Linked DNA regions of Homo sapiens: all the other regions are linked to region 2. Evidence: chromatin contacts called from ENCODE Hi-C or POLR2A ChIA-PET data. All regions are on one chromosome and are shown on one strand. The core of a region is the stretch at or near the end of the contact, and the rest is flanking DNA. Distances in the headings are between cores, read along the strand shown.

What was found. A loop is a pair of places that touch in the nucleus more often than their neighbours do. ChIA-PET counts read pairs that join two places held with the same protein, here RNA polymerase II (POLR2A). Pooled maps may share reads with other maps.
Region 1: a loop to region 2 is called in a map of CD4-positive, alpha-beta T cell, with 6 times the contacts of the local background. The contact joins the promoter of ANKRD54 here to the promoter of TOB2 in region 2. A Hi-C loop is called at or near these places in 1 of 168 maps with a recorded cell type or tissue (CD4-positive, alpha-beta T cell) and 5 of 50 pooled maps. POLR2A ChIA-PET finds 5 or more read pairs at or near these places in 1 of 52 experiments (activated CD4-positive, alpha-beta T cell).
Region 3: a loop to region 2 is called in a pooled map, with 9 times the contacts of the local background. The contact joins the promoter of LGALS1 here to the promoter of TOB2 in region 2. A Hi-C loop is called at or near these places in 1 of 50 pooled maps. POLR2A ChIA-PET finds 5 or more read pairs at or near these places in 3 of 52 experiments (AG04449, T-cell and activated B cell).

The regions. Positions count from the first base shown.
Region 1 is chr22:37,842,471-37,845,716 of GRCh38, forward strand. It overlaps ANKRD54 (ankyrin repeat domain 54), which reads right to left and starts at 1,864. Exons shown (of 8, transcript NM_138797.4): 1 at 1,441-1,864. The coding sequence starts at 1,768. MIR658 (microRNA 658) reads right to left here and starts at 1,901; the gene lies at 1,802-1,901. RefSeq lists a silencer at 1,335-2,034.
Region 2 is chr22:41,445,263-41,448,874 of GRCh38, forward strand. TOB2 (transducer of ERBB2, 2) reads right to left here and starts at 1,539. Exons shown (of 2, transcript NM_016272.4): 1 at 1,117-1,539. It overlaps LOC105373043 (a long non-coding RNA gene), which reads left to right and starts at 1,683. Exons shown (of 2, transcript XR_938274.2): 1 at 1,683-2,770; 2 at 2,857-3,612. RefSeq lists enhancers at 1,309-2,004, 1,751-2,000, 2,005-2,700 and a silencer at 2,571-2,670.
Region 3 is chr22:37,673,643-37,676,959 of GRCh38, forward strand. It overlaps LGALS1 (galectin 1), which reads left to right and starts at 1,994. Exons shown (of 4, transcript NM_002305.4): 1 at 1,994-2,069. The coding sequence starts at 2,061. RefSeq lists a silencer at 1,797-1,936.

The sequences.
Region 1 (3,246 bases), core at 614-3,113, 3.6 Mb before region 2:
AGCCCCGAGTTATTGCAAATGATTTACACAGAAGCTCTTTGTGAGCTGGTTACACAGATAATCTTATATTCTCCTTCAAAGCAGGTCGTTCCCAAATGATTTGCCTAAATTTGGTATTTCCTAAGCAGATTTTCCCCCTCCAATGGCTAATGGAAAGCAATGTCTTTGTCATCGGAGATATGGTCAAAAATTGCAATTCAGATACATGACAATTCCTTGCTTTCATACAGCACTTTATGGTCAATACAACGCTTCCAAATTCTTATTTCATCTTCGTGACATCACTAAAATATGGCTAGAGTCATAGCCAGTCCTGGAAGAAATCCCCAAAGTCCCCATTCTTAATCTCTCAGTGCCTGGGTTTCCATGTCACCCATGCATTGTAGAAGACAATATGGTAGATATACCAGAGGAGAAGTTTGAGTCGGGCTGACCCGGATTCTAATACCAGCAACAGCCACTTGCTATGTGACCTGGAATAAGACAATTTCTCTGAGCCTCAGTTTCCTCTTCAGTAAAGTGGGAACAATTTCTATGTCTCAAAGAGTTCTTGTGAGGACAGATGATCATGTATCAGCAGTGTTTGGGGCACAGCAAAGGCAGCATAACAGCTAAACATCCATTACCTTACTTAACTCATCCCATTTTACAGATGAGAAAACTAGGGCTGAGGCCGGGCCAGTGGCTCATGCCTGTTATGCCAGTACTTTGGGAGGCCGAGGTGGGTGGATCACCTGAGATCAGAAGTTCGAGACCAGCCTGGCAAACATGGTGAAACCCCATCTTTACTAAAATTACAATAATTAGCCGGGCTTGGTAGTGGGCGCCTGTAACCCCAGCTACTCGGGAGGCTGAGGCAGGAGAATCGCTTGAACCCGGGGGGCGGAGGTTGCAGTGAACCAAGATGGCGCCACTGCACTCCAGCCTGGGCAACAGAGCGAGACTCCGTCTCCAAAAAGATAATAATAATAAATAAATAAAAATAAAAAAATTTAAAAAGAAAACTAAGGTTGAAAGGGTCTATCATTTGCCCTAAGGTCTAACTGTGGTAAAGGAGTCCAAGTCCGTGCATTTAAACAAGCTGGTACGACTTGGCTGCAGGCTCTGGCCTCCCCTCTCCATGATAATAAAAGTGTTCCCCAGTACCTCATTTTATTATTCACCAATAAGCGTTCCGAGTCATGGGAAGTTTCCATTCAGAAATTACCCAGTGAGAGAAGACTGGGGTGACTGGCTCAGAGCAGGAAGACTTTCTAAAAAAACCATCATCACCATCGTTACTGAAAGGAGACTCAAGGGTCAGTGTGGCCCTCAGCGCAGACGTCGGGGGACCCCGGCTGAGGGTCGGGGGCGACCAAAGCGCGGCCACTGGTCCTCTGAGGCCCCGCCCCTCGCCCGGGCTGCCCCGCCCCGGGCCCCCGCGCCGCTCGCGCCGCTCACCGTGCACCTCCTTGCCCGTGGGCCCGAGCCGCCGGTGGGGCCTGGCAGCGCGCCTCAGCCGGCCAGCGGGTATCTTGCAGCGCAGCTCGTCGCGCGGCTCCGCATCCTGCTGCCACAGGACGTGCAAGTAGCGCAGCGGCGACTGGGCCCCGCCGGACGCCCGGCCCGAGAGGCCCGCGCCGCCGCCGCCCAGCGCAGACCCGAAGTCAGCGAAGGAGAAGAGGCCCTCAGCGTCAGTCAGCGGCTCCGGCGCCACCGCGCACTCGCCCTCCGAGCTCGAGTGGCCTGAGCGCGGCTCGTCGTCCGCGTCCCCGGCGGCGGCTGCCATGGCAACGGCTCCGCGCGGGCCTGGCCGCCTGAGCCTCGTTCCCGACCGACCAACGGACCTACTTCCCTCCGCCCTGAGTCGTGCTGTCAGCGAGCTGGCGGGCGGGCAGGGCCCGCAACCACGGCAACCGAGCGGGGGCGGGCTCAGGCCGAGACAGAGCGGCGAACCAATGACTACCCTTCCAGCTTAAACCGGTCCCAAAACCAATCGGAAAGGGAGGGCACAGTACAAGCAGGATAATTGGACAGGGTTTCCGGCAACGTGACTGACAGACATTGTAACCAATTACAAACTTGAAGTGACCTTGGCTTTCGCTGTACGTCGCTACCGGAGCCAGTAAAACAGCATTTCAGACGCTTTTTTTTTGCGACGGAGTCTCGCTCTGCCGCCAGGCTCGCGATCTCGGCTCACTGCAACCTCCGCCTCCTTGAAGCAATTCTCCTGCCTCAGCCTCCCGAGTAGCTGGGACTACAGGCGCGCGCCACCACGCCCAGCTAATTTTTGTATTTTTAGTAGAGACGGGGTTTCACCATGTTGGCCAGGATGGTCTCGATCTCTTGATCTCGAGATGTGCCGGCCTCGGCCTCCCAAAGTGCTGGGATTACAGGCGTGAGCCACCGCGCCCGGCCTTTTTTTTTCTTTTTCCTCTCCATTTCCCAGTCTAATGAGAAAACAAGCAGATACCTTAGCAAATCAGATTAAGATGATTTGCAGGCACTCACAAAGGAAAATGAAGAAGCCACGCCATCCATGTAGATATAGATGTTGTAAATCAATGAACGCAAAAAAAAAAAAAAAAAAGAACTTCCCACAAATGCATAATGTACGTGGGAAAGGGAAAATGTGTTGAAATTTGGAGATACCACTACAAACTGTGAGTAATAGTGTCTAAATGCAATGGATTTCCTTTAGTCAGAGTTCTCTAGGTAACCCCGACGTAGATGACTGATCTACAAAGATTTGTAATACAAAGTGATTACATTAGAGCAATAGTTTAGTTCGACAGCCAGTCACTGAGCCAGGTAACTGCTAGGTCCTGGACACAGGATCAGACTTGGTGCCCCTGAGATGCTCACAATCCAATGGGAGAAGACCAGGAAACAAATAAGTGTTCCTCAAGCAACATTTCATGGGTGCACGTTTTCATAAAACTTCTCACAATCCCGTACCCCACAAGCACTTCTATAAAGTAGACAAGAAGGACCATCCCTATTTTATAGGTGAGGAGTTGAAAAGCAGAGGGAAGAGACTCATTCACAGTTGCCCAGCTCTCACCGGACCAGGTCTTGTGTCCTGGCAAAAGTTCTTTCCATATATAAACCCTCCCACTCAACCCAGTTAAAATGTAATCTTTCCGCACGGTGGGTCACGCCTGTAATCCCAGCACTTTGGGAGGCCAAAATGGGCAGATGACAAGGTCGGGAGTTCAAGACAAGCCTGGCCAACATGATGAAACCTCGTTTCTACTAAAAATACAA
Region 2 (3,612 bases), core at 289-2,788:
TTGCAAGGTCTGCTTTACGACCAGACTTACCAGATCCTCGGCAAGCTCCCCCGCTGGGTGTTAAACCTCCTTAATCCTTCCTCCCACACAAGCTTCTTTCCCCCTATGCTTCACGGAGGGATGGGGGTAGAAGCCCAAGAAAGCAATAGGATTGTTTTTCTGCCGGAAAATCAGAGATGAAGGACCCATTCCCAGGGTACGGTGGGTAAGAAGGAGAAAAAGACCGTTTAGATACGGAGTAGCACCAGAGACTGGCCTCCACCCGTCCCCAAGCTGAAGCTTGCTGTGCGGGGTTCTGGTTTCTCCTGGGGGAGGGAGAGGGCCTGCCGGCTGTGCCTCCTCTCTGCACCCTCCTTCCCCTCCCAGATTTCTGGTGGTCAAGGGCACAGTTCATCCTCCGGACAGGAGGGGAAGGAGTTTGGGGGTAGGGCCCCACCTCGCAGGCACCTTACCAAGATAAGCAGAATCCACTCACTGGCACTGCTCTAAGGGTACTTTTTTCTGCCCAATTTTCCATTAAAACACTTAAGAGTATAAAGAGCTCAGCCGAAACGGTGAACTCTGGCTCAGTGGCCCAAGGACAATCTCCACTGACCTGTCCCGTCGCCAAAGGGGGTGTCCACCCTCCACCCTTCAGGCTCCACAGAGCCAGAAATAGAGTCTATTAACAATTACCACCCCCCTTCCCTGCACACGGGAAAAGAAGCAGAAAAACAAGGCCTGGATCCCCTTCCTTCCTCGGATTTATTTAACGGTGGGGGGAGTTATGTTTCTTTGGAGAACAAGGAAGATCTAGCGAGTAGCTAGGATATAAAGAACCGGGGGAGGCGGGGAAGGGAGGAAATGCACCCCACCCAGGAGAGGGCCACTCTTGGAACTGGGAGAAAAAGGAGCTCTTGGGCACCCCAGGAGCACAGATGGCGTGAGAAGAGGAGCTGGGGAAAGTGGGGTCTGGAGGGAAGCTGGATGGGGAAAGAAAATGCTGGCCAGGCGGGGAGGGAGCGGCAGCAACGTGGAGAGTCCAGCAAAGCGGGAGTGGGGCGGGGTGGAAGAGGTAGTCCGGCCGGCTGGGTCTCGGGGCGGGCCCCCCGCCCGCACGCCCCCCAACTCACTCACTCGGGTCTCCGCGGCGGCGGGGCGCTCTACCGGCCGCGGGGCGGCTTCTCCCTCCAGGGTGGCCTGAGCGCGGGGCGGAGGTCGCTCTCCTTTCCTTCCCGGGCGTCGCCGGGCCAGGGGACCGAAGTCCTTTTCGTCGTTGAGGGTTGGGGGACGAAGCAGGGGGCTATGGACTATGACTCTCAATAATTTCTTTCAGCTCTTAGGAGGTCGGGCTCGGCAGCGGGGGGCCCGAGGGCGGGCGGGCGGACTAGCGGCGACGACGCGGGGATGGCGGATCGGAGGGTGGTTCGTGTCGCGCAACGGCAGACGGTATGGGCTGTCGCCGGCAGACGGTCCTGCCCTCCTGGCCCCGCGTCGCCCGAGCCACGGCTTGCCTCAGCCAACAACCCGCACCTTCCCGCGCCCCGGCCCGAAGTGAGCAAAGTCAATGAAAAGTTTCACCCTTAGCAACCCTGCGCACGGATCCGGCTTCCCCACCCCTGCGTGATGCGTCCCTCCGCCCTGCAGGGGCGGGGCCAGGGCCCGGCCGGGACTACTTCCCAGCCAGCCCCGCGCCTCAGCTCGCTGGTATCTCGCGGAGCAGCTCCTGTGCCCTTCTGTGCTCGCCGGTCGTGCGTCCGGCTCCCCGTCTTCCCCTCCCTGTCACAGCGCCGCGCCGCACTCCTTTCCTTCATTCCCATACCACTCTGAACTTGTGCGCGTCGTGTGAGGTGTTCTCCCAGGGGCGCTCCGTGAGGGCCGGGGACCACCTGGGGCCGGGTTGCTCACGAGCCGGGCACAGTGCACTCTCCCTTTAGTTGTGTTTGGGGGACGAGTATCGCGGGGGAGGGGAGGGAGTCACCATGCCCGCCGGAAACCCCCCGCTGAGTCGTCCGCCCTGCACCTGCCTCGGAGCCCATGGTTCGGACGTTTGCCCGAGCCGTTTCCCGGGGCCTTCCCTCCAGCTCCGAGCGTCTGGCCGTGTCCGCGGCGATAGCATCGCCCCGTTACGGCCTCTGCGGGAGGGGGAACTGAGGGGACGACGCGGGCTCTGGAAACATTTCGGACCCGTTTCGGGCAGGCATGAGTCTTCCGAGCGCCTTGTGATTCCTCGGGGGGCTCAACGTCGAAAGAAAGGCGAGGGAGACTCTGGGGCCTGGGCCACGCTGTGCGGGAGTAAGAGGAGCCGAGGACGAGGCTGACGGCCGTGAAACTAGCCGAGTGCCACAAAGGACCTTCCCCTCACCGCCTCTGGCGCTCCTTTCCTTGCAGCCTGGAGGGCCGGCTCTGGCTCTGCGCAGGCGCGCGGGCGCAGCCCCTCTCCCAACTCTTGTTTGCTCTTTCTGGCCAGCGACCCCAGTGTGGGGCACGCGGGAGAGCCCCACATTTCTTCTAGTCGCAGTCCCGCCGGCGTGGGGTGGCCCCTGACCGTGCAACGGGCGCAAGGCTCGCACCCACTACGGCCCCTCGGGCGGCGGAGCGAGGCTCCGCGAACCCGGGACTGGGCGCGCCAGGCCCGCGCGCTGAGGCCCCCTCCCCCGGCTCTGGCCACGCGGGCTGCTCTGCCTCTGTGAGTGTGCGGGACACAGAGCCAGGGGGAGGGAGGGCCGTGTTCTGCGGTCACAGGCAGACAGGAGTGCCGGAAGATGCAGTCTGGAGCCCCCGGGGGACTGTGAGTGAGGTCTTCTCCCCGGTCCCTCCTTAGATCTCCCATTTCCCAGTTCTCCCCTCCCGCCCACACCTTTTTTGTCATTCCAGACGGTTCCGGCCCAGCAGCAGCCGCCATCCCCACGTTGGGTGGCGAGATCCGAAAGTTTCCAGCTACGAACAGTTTGCTTTTTTTTTTTCCTTGATCGCTTTTTTTGGCAAGGGCGGAGAGCACCAGTAGCGTGGGGGGTTTAAATGCACTTTCCCTGAATGCAACAGAGAAATGCCGGGCTGGAGGGCAAACTCCACCGGGACAGGGAGGCGGGAGATAGCCTGAGCGCCCCCCCATCCCCCACACTCTGAGCGTCGCAACCCCGGGGGCACCTCCAGGGACTACTTGCCTTGTGCGTCAGCGAGTGACAGCGTCACACACACGCCCCCTCCCGCACATGCCCGCTGCACCCTCCCTTTCCCCCTCCCCTTCCCTTCTCTCTTTTCCCCTAGCTCTTCCCACCAGGCAGAGAGGCTCAGCCGACCCACACGCTCCCAGAGCACTGAAAGCTAAAAATATAGCCGGTGTGTTAGCAACAGCCTTCCCATTGGTCGGGGGAAAGGGAGAAGCGGTGTCTGATTGGGTTTAGGATCCAGCCGCTAAGACTGGGCCCTTGGGAGTGTGCGTTTGCGCCAGCGGGCACGGCAAGGGATGCTGGTATTTGTAGTCATTGATTAAGGCAGCCATGTAAATAGGTGGGTTTACATCCCAGTTCGGCTACCGACTGTGTGATCTTGATTTAATGCAGCAAAACGCTTGACATCACCAAACCTCAGTTTCCCCATCTATAAAATGGAGCTCGTGTCGGGGATTAA
Region 3 (3,317 bases), core at 744-3,243, 3.8 Mb before region 2:
TCAATTCTCTGCCACAGTGATCTTCCCTAGAGCCCAAATCTGGCCTCAGTACTCACCCTCCCTCTAGCCCTGGCTCCCCAGCCTCCTCCCATACAACAATGTCCAAGCCCTGTGCCCAGCCCATGAGGCCCTCCATGGTCCAGGTCCTGTTGGCTTCCCAGCCTCATCCCCGTTTTTCCCCCACATGCCCGGAACACTGTTCTCCAGCCCTGGCCTTCTCATTCTGGAGCTTCTGCCCATGGTGGAAAGCCAGGCACTTCTCCGCCTACCCTTCACGACCCACCTCCTTTACTCATGCAGCCGCCAGCCCACCATAGCACTTTCTCATGGCTTCCCTTACAGCCATCATCATCTACTTCTTTTTATTTTTATTTTTATTTTTTATTTTTTTTAATTGAGACTGAGTTTCACTCTTATTGCCCAGGCTGGAGTGCAATAGACTGATCTCGGATCACTGCAACCTCTGCCTCCTGGGTTCAAGCGATTCTCCTGCCTCAGCCTCAGGAGTAGCAGGGATTACAGGCATATGCCACCATGCCCAGCTAATTTTGTATTTTTAGTAGAGATGGGGTTTCTCCGTGTTGGTCAGGCTAGTCTCGAACTCCTAACCTTAGGTGATCCGCCCGCCTCGGCTTCCTAAAGAGCTGGGATTACCGGCGTGAGCCACTGCGCCCAGCCCATCATCTACTTCTTAACGTGGTTGTGGTCAGATTCCACCCCAACTATGCGCTCCTTGAGAGTGGGGACTGGGAGGGGTTCAGCTTTGAATCCTCAGAGCCCAGGGCCAGGTACATAGTAGGTGCTCAGTAAAATACCTGCTGAACACTCAGGGAAGGGAGGGCTGTGCCGGGCCTCAGAGGAGATGTTAAGAGAGCAGACAGGGTGGCCAGGCATGGTGGCTCACACCTGTAATCCCATTACTTTGGGAGGCTGAGGCGGGTGGATCAACTGAGGTCAGGAGTTTGAGACCAGCCTGGCCAACGTGGTGAAACCCCGTCTCTACTAAAAGTACATAAATTAGCCGGGTGTGGTGGTGGGGGCCTGTAGTCCCAGCTACTCGGGAGGCTGAGGCAGGAGAATCAGTTGAACCTGGGAGGCAGAGGTTGCAGTGAGCTGAGATCACGCCACTGCACTCCAGCCTGGGCGACAGAGCGAGACTCCATCTCAAAAATAAATATATAAATAAATAAAAATAAAAAAGAGAAAGGACAGGGTGCACAGAGCCAGGACCCCACCCCCTCCTGGTCTGGACCACCCTGGGCCATCTCCTAAGCTTGACACTCTCAGGCCTGAGGCTGTCAGGCCAGGGCGCTTTGACTATCCCCTGCCTGCCCCTGAACGCGGCCAAGCCCGAGGCCTTAGCCAAGCCCTGCAGCCTCAGGCTTGGCGCCCGGCCCAGCCTTTCTTTAGCCTTCCCGAGGAGCCAGCGAGAGAGCGCTGCAGCAGCCGCAGTCCTTGCTTCCGGGGAAGGCCCGGGTGGGGCCAGGGCCTGTGGTTAAGTCAGTGGCCCTCTGCAGACGCGCACGCAGCAGGAGCCACGCCCTGGTCCCTGCCCGGGAGTGGCCTGGTCTCCCCCAGCTCTGATTCCCTGAAGGACCCTGCACCTCCTCAGCCATCTTCTCTGGGCACCCCCTGAGCCCAGCCTGCTGGCCACAGGCCCCTTCCCGCCAACTTGTGGGCCTAGCTCATCATCAAACTATTTTCCACTGGCTTCCCCCAATCTCTGCCACAGCACAATTTTGGTGGGGAGGTGGAGAGGGATGAAGGAGAATAGGAGGTGGAGCTTGGACTCTGGCCGGGGGCGGCGGGGTGAGGGGGGGCAGCAGCTCGCCACTCTGATTGGTCACCTCTGCTCCAAAACTGGCTTCAAAATTCCACGGACTCCGCCCCCAGTGGCCCCCAGCCCTATCCTGACTTGCAATTGGCTGAACTTTCAGGGGGCGGGGCTCACCCGGTCCGGTCCAGTTAAAAGGGTGGGAGCGTCCGGGGGCCCATCTCTCTCGGGTGGAGTCTTCTGACAGCTGGTGCGCCTGCCCGGGAACATCCTCCTGGACTCAATCATGGCTTGTGTGAGTGTGGGGACCCCCCCCCAAGGTCCAGGGGATAGGGCAGGAACTGATGGCCAGAGGAGAGCTGGGCAGATCGGGAGCAGATTCTAGCCCCAGCTGTGTGGCCTGGAACCAGTGCCTTCTCTTTTCTGGACCTCAGTGGCCACATCTGTAAAATGGGGGTGGGCGCCATGGTCCCTCAAGGCCTTCTCTGCATTGATAATTGTCTGGATTCCTCCAGGGTCTGAAAGCACAGTTATTTCTGCCCAGGGTTGACATTCTGCAGCTCTCTGAGAAGTGAGCGTGGGAAGGGTGTGGCCAACTGGGGGACACCCAGGCCACTATCCCTTTCCCCCTCCTCCACCCCAAAGAGCCTCCTGTCCCCTCCCCCCTGCAGCTGTCCCGGTCACCAGGCCAGGGCAGAGTTACCCTCTGCTCCAGAGAACGCTGAAAAGTTGCCAGGACCCGAGACAAGCTGCCCAGGATGGGCCCTTCTAGGTCGGGGGTGGAGGGTGGTTGTGTCCAGGCTGGTGGCGGGGGGGGCGGGGGAAATTCCCTTCCACCACCCCCAAGCTGGGAGGTTGGGGTGGCAGGGAGGTGAGAATCTTCCTCGGGCCCCAGGGAAAGGGTTCAAGTTTCTGGCAGAAGAAACCACTCAAACCAGTTAACTCTTGCCCACCCACTCGGGGTGCCAGGGAACAGCAGTGCCCAGCAGTTTGCTCAATCTTGTTAACCCTGAGCCAGCCCAGCCACAGCCCGACTGCAGGGCTATTCTCCCTAATGCAGAGAGGCCGTGTTTTTCAGGGTCTCCTCTCTAGCCCCTGGGCCTCTTTGCAGAGAGGGGCTTGAAGGAGAATAGTGGGGTCGCCCGCCCCTAGCCACTTCCTCTCCAGCAGAGGGGCCGGCCCCTCCATTCAGTGTGACGGTGGGCCAAGTGTCGGCCCCTCCCCAGCCTGATCCTCTCCATCTGCGATGGGACAGAGCACCCCATCTCCCAAGTCACTCTTGAGTCCAAAATTCCCAAGCCAATCTGCAAAATCTTCTAGAGCCTGTCTTCTAGAACCTTCACGTTACAGACTGAAGCCAACCCCGGTGGGAATAGGGACTTTCCCAGGACCACATAGACAATCGGAGGCTGGAAATTACAGCTCAATCCTTTCCCCAGGCTTCCCCTTGGCTTGGTCAGAGGATGCCGGGCGGGAACAACCCCACTCCCACCCCCAGCCACCCCCGGACACTTCGAGCAGTGGAGGCCTTGTCCTCTAACCC